2 separate regions of the Homo sapiens genome follow, and region 2 is linked to region 1. Evidence: chromatin contacts called from ENCODE Hi-C or POLR2A ChIA-PET data. All regions are on one chromosome and are shown on one strand. The core of a region is the stretch at or near the end of the contact, and the rest is flanking DNA. Distances in the headings are between cores, read along the strand shown.

Region 1 (5,562 bases), core at 1,670-4,169:
CATTTCTTTCTTTTTTTTTTTTTTTTAAGTTTTTCATTTAACTATTTATCCCCAAGCAATATATTTTTAGTTTTGCCCTTTTTGGTGAATTAATGTAATAGAATCATGTTGAATATATTATTCACGGGCTTGCTTTCTTCTTTCAACATTATTTTTTTCAGATTCATCCACATTGATGTGTGAAACTGTGGTTAATGTCCTTCCACTGCTGTAAACTGTTGCATTGTATGGAGTACCATGGTTTATTTTTCCATCCTCCAGGTTTGTTTCTTCACTGGTGTTTGGAAAACAACATGGACTCCAAACTCCTCAAGTCACCTTGCCACAGATCCCTTGAGTTGGGGGTTGGGAATTTCCAAATTGTTGGCTTTCCTTAGTGGAAATACTAGATGTTCTCATTTCTGGAGACCTTCTAGAGAATGGACTGTGATGGACTTTTGCAGGGGCTGTTAGCTGTTGACCTGAGTCTCCTGGGTCTGGAGTTAAAGCCCTGTGTCTGCAGGATCTTGTCGATGAGCCCTCCCCTGGGGTCACTCCTTCTAGTGACTTGAAATAAGTTAAATTGGACTTGAAGTGAGTTAAATTGTTGTGGGCCCAAAAATGCTTCCAGTGTTGTTAATTAAAAGTTCAATGTATTGTGTTTGATGCCCCTTTTTACCTGATTTAAAAGCTTAAGTTTCTCTTTGGATTAATCAATAAAAGTACTTCTATAAGTAAACTCTGCAGATTTTTTAGTCACTCAACTAATAGGACTTGCAGGAAAAGTGAAATGTCTATAAGCAAAAAACAAAACTTCTACTGGGGGAAGCTTTGGAGCTTTAGGTAGATTGGGGCCAGCCAAGAGCCCAAGTGGTTTAACCAGAAGCAGGCTAGTCTTCAGAGCACAGGACGACACCAAGAGTTTTTGTTCTTCCCACTCTTGGCTTTCCAAGGGCATTCTCCTCCCTTCCTCTCTCCCCACCTTGATTCTCATCAGTTATTGGCAGATGTTCTGTTCTATTGTGTCCTCACTGAGGGAGTCAGTGAAGGGGCACACCCATTGTCTCATTTTAAAATACCCCAATGGAAATGATCAAAGTGCGAATAAAAAGCTCAGCTGTTTGCATTTATTTTCAAATGTAGAAAAACTTTCTGGAAAGATTGTACTAAGGGGTTACTGGCATCATTGTTATGGTCCTCTGACATTTTTAAAAGTAGGTCTCTGAGTATGTTTTTCCTCCTTCATAAAGTGAAGACTGTGAGTCTATTTTTCTGTATTAGCTGGTTATTGTTACTTGAGATTTGTCAGCTTTCCTTGAAGTGTGTTCCCTTGAACTGGATGCTAATGTTTGCCATGCAGGGAAGAATGTCTCTGCAGTAAAATAAAGTTAAATCAGTTTATTTACTGCACAACTTCTCAGTGCACTTGATATGCTACCATGCTTTGGGAATTTTTAAGTTGGGGGCTTATAGAGGCAGGCATTAAAAAACATGTTTGATTATGGGACCCCCTACTCTGAACTACACTAACATTAGTGTGTCTTGCTGCAGTAATCCTTCTCTGAATATCTTTGGGAAAGGTGTCATTTATGTATTTTTCATTGTTTCCATTGGTTCCATTTGCCTAGTAGGCCTCAGGATTGCAGTGGAATTTTTCCAGTACCTTAAGATAGCATTTATCTTGGAGGATATGACCCTTTAAGGGCAAACTTATTTGCAGTTCACTTTCAATTTACAATGTTTATTCTAAGCAATGCATATTACTTTTTTTTTTTTTTTTTTGAGACATAGTCCTGCCCTATCACCCAGGCTGGAGTGCAGTGGTGCAATCTCGGCTCACTGAAGCCTCTTCCTCCCTGGTTCCAGAGATTCTCCTGCCTCAGCCTCCTGGGTAGCTGGGATTACAGGTGCACGCCCCCAGGCCCAGCTAATTTTTGTATTTTTAGTAGAGACAGGGTTTCACCATGATGGCCAGGCTGGTCTCGAACTCCGGACCTCAGGTAATCCACCCACCTCGGCCTCCCAAAGTGCTGGGATTACAGGCGTGAGCCACCGCACCCAGCCGCATATTACTTTTACATGAAAGTAGAGTGAATAGGTAGTTTTGTAAATTGATGAAAAGAATAAGGTCTCAGCTTTGAAAGGATATTCATTGTCCTTGGAATGGTATTCCAGAAAAGTAGGAAGCTAACCAAAAGGCCCAGACCAAAATTTTCTTTTTAATGTCTCAAGCAGAGAAAGATTTTGTGTATAGAAACACTAATGAAAATGATTGTTCTCCTTGATGATTGTAAAAGAAAAAAGTGTTCTTCCTATCCTCTCTCCTTCCCACCTTTCATTTTTGGTAAGTGGGGGAGAAGTGAAGGTGAAGATGCTAGGAATGCTAATTTACCTTGTATTTTTTTTTTAGACATGTTTCATGACAGGTTTGAGGCCTGCTGATTTGGGCATACCCAGTTGCACCTTTTCATTTCGTGCCTCATTGGAGTATGTTTTCTTCTGTTGGTCACTCCTGTTTTCTTGACCTGGACCATGTAATAGAGACTGGGACGAAAACTACATGTAATTACACCCTTTTGGTCAAAACACTAAAACAGAAACCAAGCAAGCTTAATCCTAAATCATTGAAATTGTCTAGAATCTTTATCTAAAATAAATCCTAATCCAACAAAAAATTTTCTTCTAACTCAACCTGCTGCTTATGTCTTCCCTTCCATGAGTATTTTAATAGAAGTTAATTTTTCAGATCACTGGAGCTTATTCCTTCAAACACTGGTCCTGCACTGTTTTGCTGTATTTCTTCACTGTCGTAGCAGAGCCAGAGGCTGCTGGATGTCATCATGAGCATCCATTATTTTCCACATGGTGAAAGGGGCTTGGGTTGCCCTCAGCTTTCACCTCTTGTCACAGTATTGGGCTGCCAGGAGACACCGTTCGGCTGCCACCCTGTCTCACAGCCCTGCTTGTTAGCTGTCGTATCTGCTGTGTGTGCTGGAAAACTAGATAATAGAACAGGTCAAATCAGGGTAGGTAAAGCAGCCACTGAGTGCATTAGGAGTGGAGACATGGCTGACCCCTTGGGGCTGTAGAACATCTATTTTTGATACTCACAGCTTTCTTACTCTGGATATATAGGAGGGTTGAAGTCTCTGAGAAAAGGAGTGATTACTATTCTCAGCACCATGTGAAACTTAGATGAGCCCTTTGGAAATTTATAATCTGCTAGTTTGTTTCCCTAAGTTGAATATGAATCCATGTTGGATCAGACATTAATATAACTTTTGAAATTCTCTCAATGGTCTTATTTTAGCAGCATTAAGTACATAGTACTTTACCTGTGCAAGACTGGCCATGTATTGGTAATTGTTGAAGAGGGATACTTTCTACTGTTTTGTGATGTGCTGTGATGTTTTGTGATGTTATGTGATGCTGTTCACATTCCATTCGTATGTGTTTGCAATTTTCACTATTAAAGCATTTGTAAAAACACAGCACTATATGTATGTTTACTTGGTCTTCAATCCAAAGAGTGGAGTTATTCAGGGAAACATCACCATTTTCTCAAATGTTACAAGTGATCCGTTGATGTGAGCCAAGGACTGCATCTGTCCATTCATTTAAGAGATACTTACTGAGTGACTATTTCGTGCCTGACAACCCTGTAGGCACTGGGAATGTATCAGAGAACAAGATAGACAAAGCCTCTCTTTCCGTGGATCTTATAACTGTCAGATCCAGGGGAGACCTGTGGATAATAAGCAAATAAATAATGAAATGGTTTAACATGGCGAAAGGTGCTGAGAAGGAAACAAAGCACAGTGATAGGAGACTGAGTGACAGGGCCAAGCAGGATGCAGGTGGGATGGAGGTGGTGCAGGCAGCCTCAACATTAATGTAGGGAGTACGGGGAACACTCCTCTGAGGAGCAAGCCCTGGAGAGGGCTTTCCAGGCAGAGGGAGCTTCTTGTGCAGATGCCTGGGGATGGGAGTGCTTTCAATTCCAAGTGATACTTCTCTTACCTGTAGGAAGGCAGCCCCAAGAAAACACAAGGTCCATTTAGATAACTCGACACACATACCTGCTGAGACCCAGAAGTGGGAATTAGCTTCCCCACTTGATACCTGCCACTTTAAGAGCTACTGAGTAATCCAGTAAATAAACCAGCAACACATTCCTGTGAAAAGGACTCCAAATTAGTAGTTAACAGACATAAAATAATCATTTTTCTGTAGTAGTAAAATAAATGTAACTGTTATTTATGTAAAAATAGGCTGCCGTTTAAGTACAACTTGTCATAAATGGCAGTGTGGGACATTTACATTCTTTTGGTCTACAGTTCTGAGACTATTTTTTATGCATGTATGTATTTATTCAGTAAACATTTATCCTCTGCTGCACGTCAAGCACTATGCCAGACCCGATAGGAGAGAACCCAGGGTGAGTGTGACCCGGCCTCTGCTTGGAACGAGATGGGTGTCTCTAGCCAGGCCAGGTGCTTACCATGTGCCTGGTGTGGGGTCCATGACACCAAGCAGGGCAGACCTAGGCATCCTGTTGGTGCAGCTCTGTAAAGGGGACAAGACAGACAACAAACCATGACTCCGAGAAAGTGCAACAGGTGCCACGAGGAAACAGAATTCCAGGACAGGAAGGTCAGGGAATGCCTCTCTGGACCAAGGGGGAGAAAGAACCAGCAGGGGAGGGTATTCCTGGCAGAGGGGGCAGTAGCTTGAAGCCTCCAAAGTGGAAGTGTTATGAATTCTTGGAGGGTGGAAAGGAAATGGGAGCTGGGAAAGGTGGGCAGCATTTACCATATCCTACAGACGACAATCTGGAACTTGGTATTTGTTTATCCCAAGTGCATTAAGGCATTGTTGCAGGATTTTAAGCCAGGTAAATGATAGGAAATTTATTTGAAAAAGATAATTCTGGTTGCAAAGTTAGCTACGTTGTTAAGGGGATATATTAAAGGCCCTGAACTAGGTTTTAATCCTAGTTTTGCCTTTTACTTAGTCTTGTGAGCAGTTTACTCATCTGAGAAATGGAGCTAATGAGTCCACCTCAATAGTGGTAAGGATTGATGAATAAGATAAGGTGTCAAGAACCATGTGTAAGGCCAGGTGCAGTGGCTCACGCCTGTGATCCCAACACTTGGGGAGGCTGAGTCAGGTGGATAACTTGAGGCCAGGGGTTTGAAACCAGCCTGGGCAACATAGCGAAACCCCGTCTCTACTAAAAATACAAAAGTTAGCTGGGCGTGGTGGCGGGCACCTGTAATCCCAGCTTCTCGGGAGGTTGAGGCACAAGAATCGCTTGAACCCAGGAGGCAGAGGTTGCAGTGAGCTGAGGTCGTGCCACTGTACTCCAGCCTGGGCAACAGAGCGAGACTCTGTCTCAAAAAAAAAAAAAAAAAAAAAAAGAATCGTGTAAAATGTAGAATATGCTCAATAATGTTAGTTCCCCCTCCGTTTTCCTCCTTCCCGTAGAGTAGAATATGTGAGTAAAGTGTTCTGGCATCATGGAAATGCAGCACAGTCTCTAGTGATCTTGGGGACAGCAACACCAAGCCCAGTGGCAGCTCC
Region 2 (5,900 bases), core at 330-2,829, 100 kb before region 1:
GTTGCAGTAAGCTGAGATCACGCCACTGCACTCTAGCCTAGGCAACAGAGCGAGACTGTCTCAAAAAAAAAAAAAAAATCTGACCAGAACTTCTCTAGGTAAGAACATTGGTACATTCCAAGGGAGATACTGTTAAGTGAATATCTACACGCAGCATCGTGAGACCCTGCATAAATCTCTTTCCTTGTCTTTCTGCCAGAAAGTTGGCAGTCAGGCTCCTATTCTTTAGGAAGAAAATTGGAGAGATCTTCTCTATAGAAAATAATCCCAGAAAATAAAATTTCTACAAGCTGACATTTGTGTGTCATTCTGGTGTGAAAACCCTTGGCACATGATCACCCTGTTCTGAGGGCCACAGGTTGAAAAGCAGCACACACACACACCCCACCACTTCCAATCAGCCCTTCACCGCTCTACCTGCCATCAAGTGAAAATGATGTAGTCAAGACTGGCCTTGAGCGGTCATAAAAGCAGCTATAATTTGCATGACTTCCACACCACCTACTCCTGCTGCATGGCTGCCTTTCCTCAACCGATACCTATGGCCTCCAGCGTTCCTAATAGGTAATGGACTGGGGAAAAATAATTCAAGTATAGTTTTATTTTCTCTGGGTTATTTTGTTTGTTCCCTTCCCCACTCTCTTCTATGACCACTCCTGAGTGGTACCCAAAATGTTGCAGCTATTCAGCTGGTGCCAGCAAATCAGCATATTGTATAAAGGAATTTGCAAACCATACTTGAATTATTTTTCCTCAATCCTTAGGAGGCCGAGGAGGGCGGATCACTTGAAGTCAGGAGTTCAAAACCAGCCTGGCTACGTGGTGAAACCATCTCTACTGAAAACACAAAAATTAGCCAGGCTTGATGGGGTGCACCTGTAGTCCCAGCTATTCTGAGGGAAGAGGATCGCTTGAGCCCAGAAGGTGGAGGCTTCAGTGAACTGAGACTGCGCCACTGCACTTCAGACTGGCTAACAGCACGAGACCCTGTCTCAAAAAATAAAGCTGTTATTTTCCTTCCTTTTGCCTTTTGAATTCTGCTCACCATAAAATTAAGCCAAATACTTTTTTGAGGGGGCAGCAAAAACTTGTCAGATTTACGAAATTCATTAACAGCAGCATTCTCAAAGGAAAGGTTTGGAGGCCTGCCATACCTTAGGCTTGATCAAAGCAGATGAAAACCTCAGCCCAGTAATGTTCTTAAATTCATAGCTCAATTGGATTATACATAAAGGTGTCATTCTTCGGAAAGGCTATTTTTCAAACCCTCTAATGAAAAAGCTAGGGAATATTGCTATCAATTCATCCTTTCCTCTTCAAGCAAAGAGCATTCCTCTGCTTTAAACAGATGGGGCTCTGTGTGACAAACAGCAGTGTTCCAGGGAGCAGCGATGGCACTGACATCTTGTACCCAGTGTTTATAAGCTGGGTTGTCCCTCTGTTTTCATTTCCTTTGACTAGACTAGAGCAGTGTTTAAGATTCAGACAATGGAACGGCAGGGTGAGTCCCAGTCATCCTCACATTCCAGCCATTCTTTATGATAATGAGCAGGGTGAGCGCCTTCGAGGAAGGATTCCAGAGAAGGTAGGAGGAGCGGAGGAGGAAAGAACAGCAAAACCTTTCTAGCCCAGCAATGTCTTCGTGCTCACTGTATTACTAGCTCAGGCACTGAAGCTGCAGTTAATTGCTATTCCCAGGGGATTCAGCTGGTTTTTTTGTTTTGTTTTGTTTTTTTGTTTTTTTTCCCTCCATTTACAGAGGCAGCTATAACAAAGACCATGTGAGTGCATGCGCACACACACACCACTGTTCCTGTGTTCCCAACTGATTGCTGACCGGCTTTCGTGAAGCCCTCACCTTCCCCATCATTATCACAAAAAATACCAGTTATCACCGAATGAAAATCATCTGTCTCTTAAGGAACAGACAGGGTGTTTGCTGTTCTAATGACTTCACCTGCACTGTATGGAGCTTGGAATATGATTAATGTTGCATCAGTGTCCCCTTTGGCAAGCTCTTGCAGACAAGGGCAAACTGCCACAGCTGTCTTCCAAAGATGGTCTCTACTAGATGACAGTAAGTGGGAAAAAGCAAATTCATTTTAGAGCAAAGGGAAAAGTTTACACTTCTAAACCTGCAATTTGTTCCTATGATGTTGAAAACTCTTCGTAGGTATTGTGGGTGGATTCGAAACCAATCACATTTGCATATTTCTGCATGTAAACATCTTTGAGTGCGTTTTTCCTTTCTGCCTGACACCTTATACAAAAAAATGCCACTTAATAATGACTATTTTCCAGATCCTTATTAAATGTACATGATCTTCAAGCACTCAGTCCTCAACAAACGTTTATTAAACTCCTATCACTTGTCAGCCAGGTTCTGAATGCTGGGCTTGGGGGACTCTTGCCCTCACGGAGCTTCCAGTCTGGTTACTTACCACGCCCAATTAGTACGGGATCCAAATTGCATGAGGTCTGGAGTTTATACACTCGGGGTGCTCATTAAGAAACTTAAGTTTACTGTGCCAAGTATTACTTAGCGTACAGAATTTGCAAAAAGCTATAAAAAAGGCACATCTAAATGAAGGACCTGAGGCTTAAGCTTCAAATGTTTCACAGTAATTCCTTTGATAGCAACGTAGGTAAGATTTTATCTCAGTTCTACAATTAAACACTGGGGCTGGGTGTGGTACCTTACGCCTGTAATCCCAGCACGTTGGGAGATGGAGACAGGTGGATTACTTGAGACCAGGTGTTTGACACCAGCCTGGGCAACACGGCAAAACCTCATCTCTACAAAAAATACAAAAAAAGTTAGCCAGCCAGGGTGGTGCACACCTGTAGTCCCAGTTACTCAGGAGGCTGGGATGCTAGGCTTATGAGTTCAGTAGGCGAAGATTGCAGTGAGTCATAATTATGCTATTCTACTCCAGCCTAGGCAAGAATAAGGGCCTGTCTCAAAAAGAAAAACTGATGTTGCCAAACGTGTGGTAGCACACACTTGCAGTCTCAGCCATTCAGGAAACTGAGAAATGACAGTGCGCTAACAACCCTCAGCCCTCTCACTCACTCACGGGGCCTTCTAGGCCTCGGCACCCACCCTGGCCCTCCTTGAGTCGCTTTTCAGCTCGCTGCTGCACGGTGGGAGCTCTTCTGGAATAACTGAGGCCCAAGCCGACTCCCTCAGCTTGCAGGCACGTATGGAGAGGCGCAGGCAAGAATCAGGCCTGCAGCAGCCCTTGCAAACCAGCTCGAGTTCCGGGTGTGCAGGCCTGGGCTCTGCCACCCCGCACTCCCGGAGAGTTAACAAACACTGCTGGCCCTCAACAGAAAATTTACACTCACACCAGTAGCTACAAAGGACGCAGAGTTCCCCAACGGCCACAATCAGGTTTTTGGTCTGACTTACAAAAATGAAACTGCAGACCCTCACAGTGAGCATTACAGTTGTAGAAAGTAGTGTCTCTGAAGTTTTTTCTTTCTGGCGGGTTTACTATCTTGCTGGCTCAGGAGAGAAATTACAGACCTTAGCAGTGAATATTACAGCTCTCAAACCAACACATCAGCACTTACTTATTTCTCTTGGCGGATTCACACTTTTATCACTAACTAAAAACATTAAAGCTACAGATCTTCGTGGCATTACAATCCATAAAACCACAGCAAACAAAACTCAAACATCCAAAGCACTTAATCCTACACATACCAAGATACTAAACGTTTTCATTATTTACTACTACTAGTTCTAGCAGCCTGCTTTTATTCTCTTACCTGGCCCCACCCACATCCTGCTGATTGGTCCATTTTACAGAGCGCCAATTGGTCTGTTTTACAGAGAGCTGATTGGTCCGTTTTGACAGGGTGCTGATTGGTGTGTTTACAATTCCTGAGCTAGACACAAAAGTTTTCCACATCCCCACTAGATTAGCTAGATACAGAGTGTCCATTGGTGTATTTACAAACCCTGAGCTAGACACAGGGTGCTGATTGGTGTGTTTACAAACCTTGCGCTAGACACAGAATGCTGATTGGTGTATTTACAATCCCTTAGCTAGACATAAAGGTTTTTTCTAAGCCCCCACTAGACTCAGTGAGCCCAGCTAGTCTCACCTAGTGGATCTCTTATCAGGGCTGCAGGTGGAGCTGCCTGTCAACCCCGCGCCGGACGCCTACACTTCTCAGTGTTTGGGCGTTTGATGGGACTGGGCGCCGTGAAGCATAGGGGCGGCGCCCGTCGGAGAAGCTTAGGCCGCGCAGGAGCCCACCGCCAGGGGTGGACTATATGGCGGGCTGCAGGTCCCGAGCACTGTCCTGCGGCGAGGCAGCTAACGCTTGGCAAAAAATCGAGCGCAGCACTAGTGGGCCAGCACTGCTGGGGGACCCGGCGCACACTCCGCAGCTGTTGGTCCGGGTGCTAAGCCCCTCTGCCCGGGGCCGGCAGAGCCGGCCAGGCCGCTCCAACTGCGGGGCCTGCCAAACCCACGCGGAACTCTAGTTGGCCCGCAAGCGCCGCGCGCAGCCCTGGTTCCCGCCCATGCGTCCCCCTCTACACCTCCTTTGAAGCCAAGGGAGCCGGCTCCCGCCTCGGCCAGCCCAGAGAAGGGCTTCTCCAGCGCTACCAGAATGGCGCTGAGGCAGAGGAGGCACGGAGAGCAAGGGCTGAGAAAGCTGCCAGCACGCTGTCACCGCTCAGCAGTGCCGGCCCGCCGGCGCTGCCTCGAATTTTGGCCGGGCCTCAACCGCCTCCCTGCGGGGCAGGGCTCGGGACCTGCAGCCTGCCATGTCCGAGCCTCCCCCCCGCCGCCGTGGGCTCCTGCGCCTTCGATCCTCCCCGACAATCGCCGCCCTCTGCTCCATAGCGCCCGGTCCTATCGACCGCCCAAGGGCTGAGGAGTGTGGGCACACTGCGCGGGACTGCCGGGCAGCTGCACCTGCGGCCCCGGTGCGGGATCCAGTAGTTGAAGCCAGCTGGGGTCCTGAGGCTGGTGGGGAGTTGGAGAATCTTTGTCTAGCTAAGGGATTGTAAATACACTAATTAGCATTCTGTATCTAGCTCAATGTTTGTAAACACACCAATCAGCACTCTGTATCTAGCTCAAGGTTTGTAAACACACCAATCGGCACCCTGTGTCTAGCTCAAGGTTTGTAAATGCACCAATCAGTGCTCTGTGGGGACTTGGAGAATTTTTGTGTCTAGCTCAGAGATTGTAAACACACTAATCAGCACCCTGTCAAAACGGGCTAATCAGCGCTCTGTAAAACAGACCAATCAGCTCTCTATAAAGTGGACCAATCAGCAGAATGTGGGTGGGGCCAGATAAGAGAATAAAAGCAGGCTGCCCAAACTAGCTGTGGTAACTTGTCGAGGTTTGTTCTCCCTTGTGGGTGTTTTTTAAATTTTTTTTTTTTTTTTGGTTCTTTATAGTAAGTCTTGCTGCTGTTCATTGTTTGGGTCAGCCTTGTGTGTATGGGTTGTAATACTCGCCGTGAAGGTCTGCATTTTCACTCCTGAGCTGGTGAAACTGGGAACCCACTAATAGAAAACAATTCTGAACACGTGATGAACATCAGAAAAAAATAAAGGAACGCCCAGACATACTGCTTTTAGTGAACCGTAACACTCACTGTGAGGGTCTGTGGCTTCATTCTTTAAGTCAGACCAAGAACCCACCAATTCTGGATGTAGAAGGATCTACTGGATTCCAGGAGTGCAAATCTAGTTTGAGCAATACAGCAAGGTTGTGTGTCTGAAATAAACGAATAAATAAATGGGTGTTTAAAAACCTGATGTTTTCTTAGCAAATGGCTGATTAGCGGCCAATAAGACTGAAGTAAGCATTCTTTTGTTTGTCAAACCAAAGAAGTGTAAATGATGACCAGAGGGCGTCCAGTTGGAA

The links. A loop is a pair of places that touch in the nucleus more often than their neighbours do. ChIA-PET counts read pairs that join two places held with the same protein, here RNA polymerase II (POLR2A).
Region 2: a loop to region 1 is called in a map of endothelial cell of hepatic sinusoid, with 5 times the contacts of the local background. The contact joins two enhancer-like sites. A Hi-C loop is called at or near these places in 1 of 168 maps with a recorded cell type or tissue (endothelial cell of hepatic sinusoid). POLR2A ChIA-PET finds 5 or more read pairs at or near these places in 2 of 52 experiments (H1 and PC-9).

What each region holds. Positions count from the first base shown.
Region 1 is chr6:17,917,073-17,922,634 of GRCh38, reverse strand. The region is part of intron 2 of KIF13A (kinesin family member 13A); the gene reads left to right. Among named protein-coding and RNA genes, the nearest start is that of KIF13A, 68 kb to the left of the region's middle. Within about 2 kb of position 2,919, at least 2 of the 41 ENCODE cell types and tissues checked have a DNase peak (open chromatin) inside an H3K27ac peak, as active enhancers do.
Region 2 is chr6:18,018,675-18,024,574 of GRCh38, reverse strand. No RefSeq gene overlaps it. Among named protein-coding and RNA genes, the nearest start is that of KIF13A, 34 kb to the right of the region's middle. RefSeq lists an enhancer at 1,362-2,315. Within about 2 kb of position 1,579, at least 2 of the 41 ENCODE cell types and tissues checked have a DNase peak (open chromatin) inside an H3K27ac peak, as active enhancers do.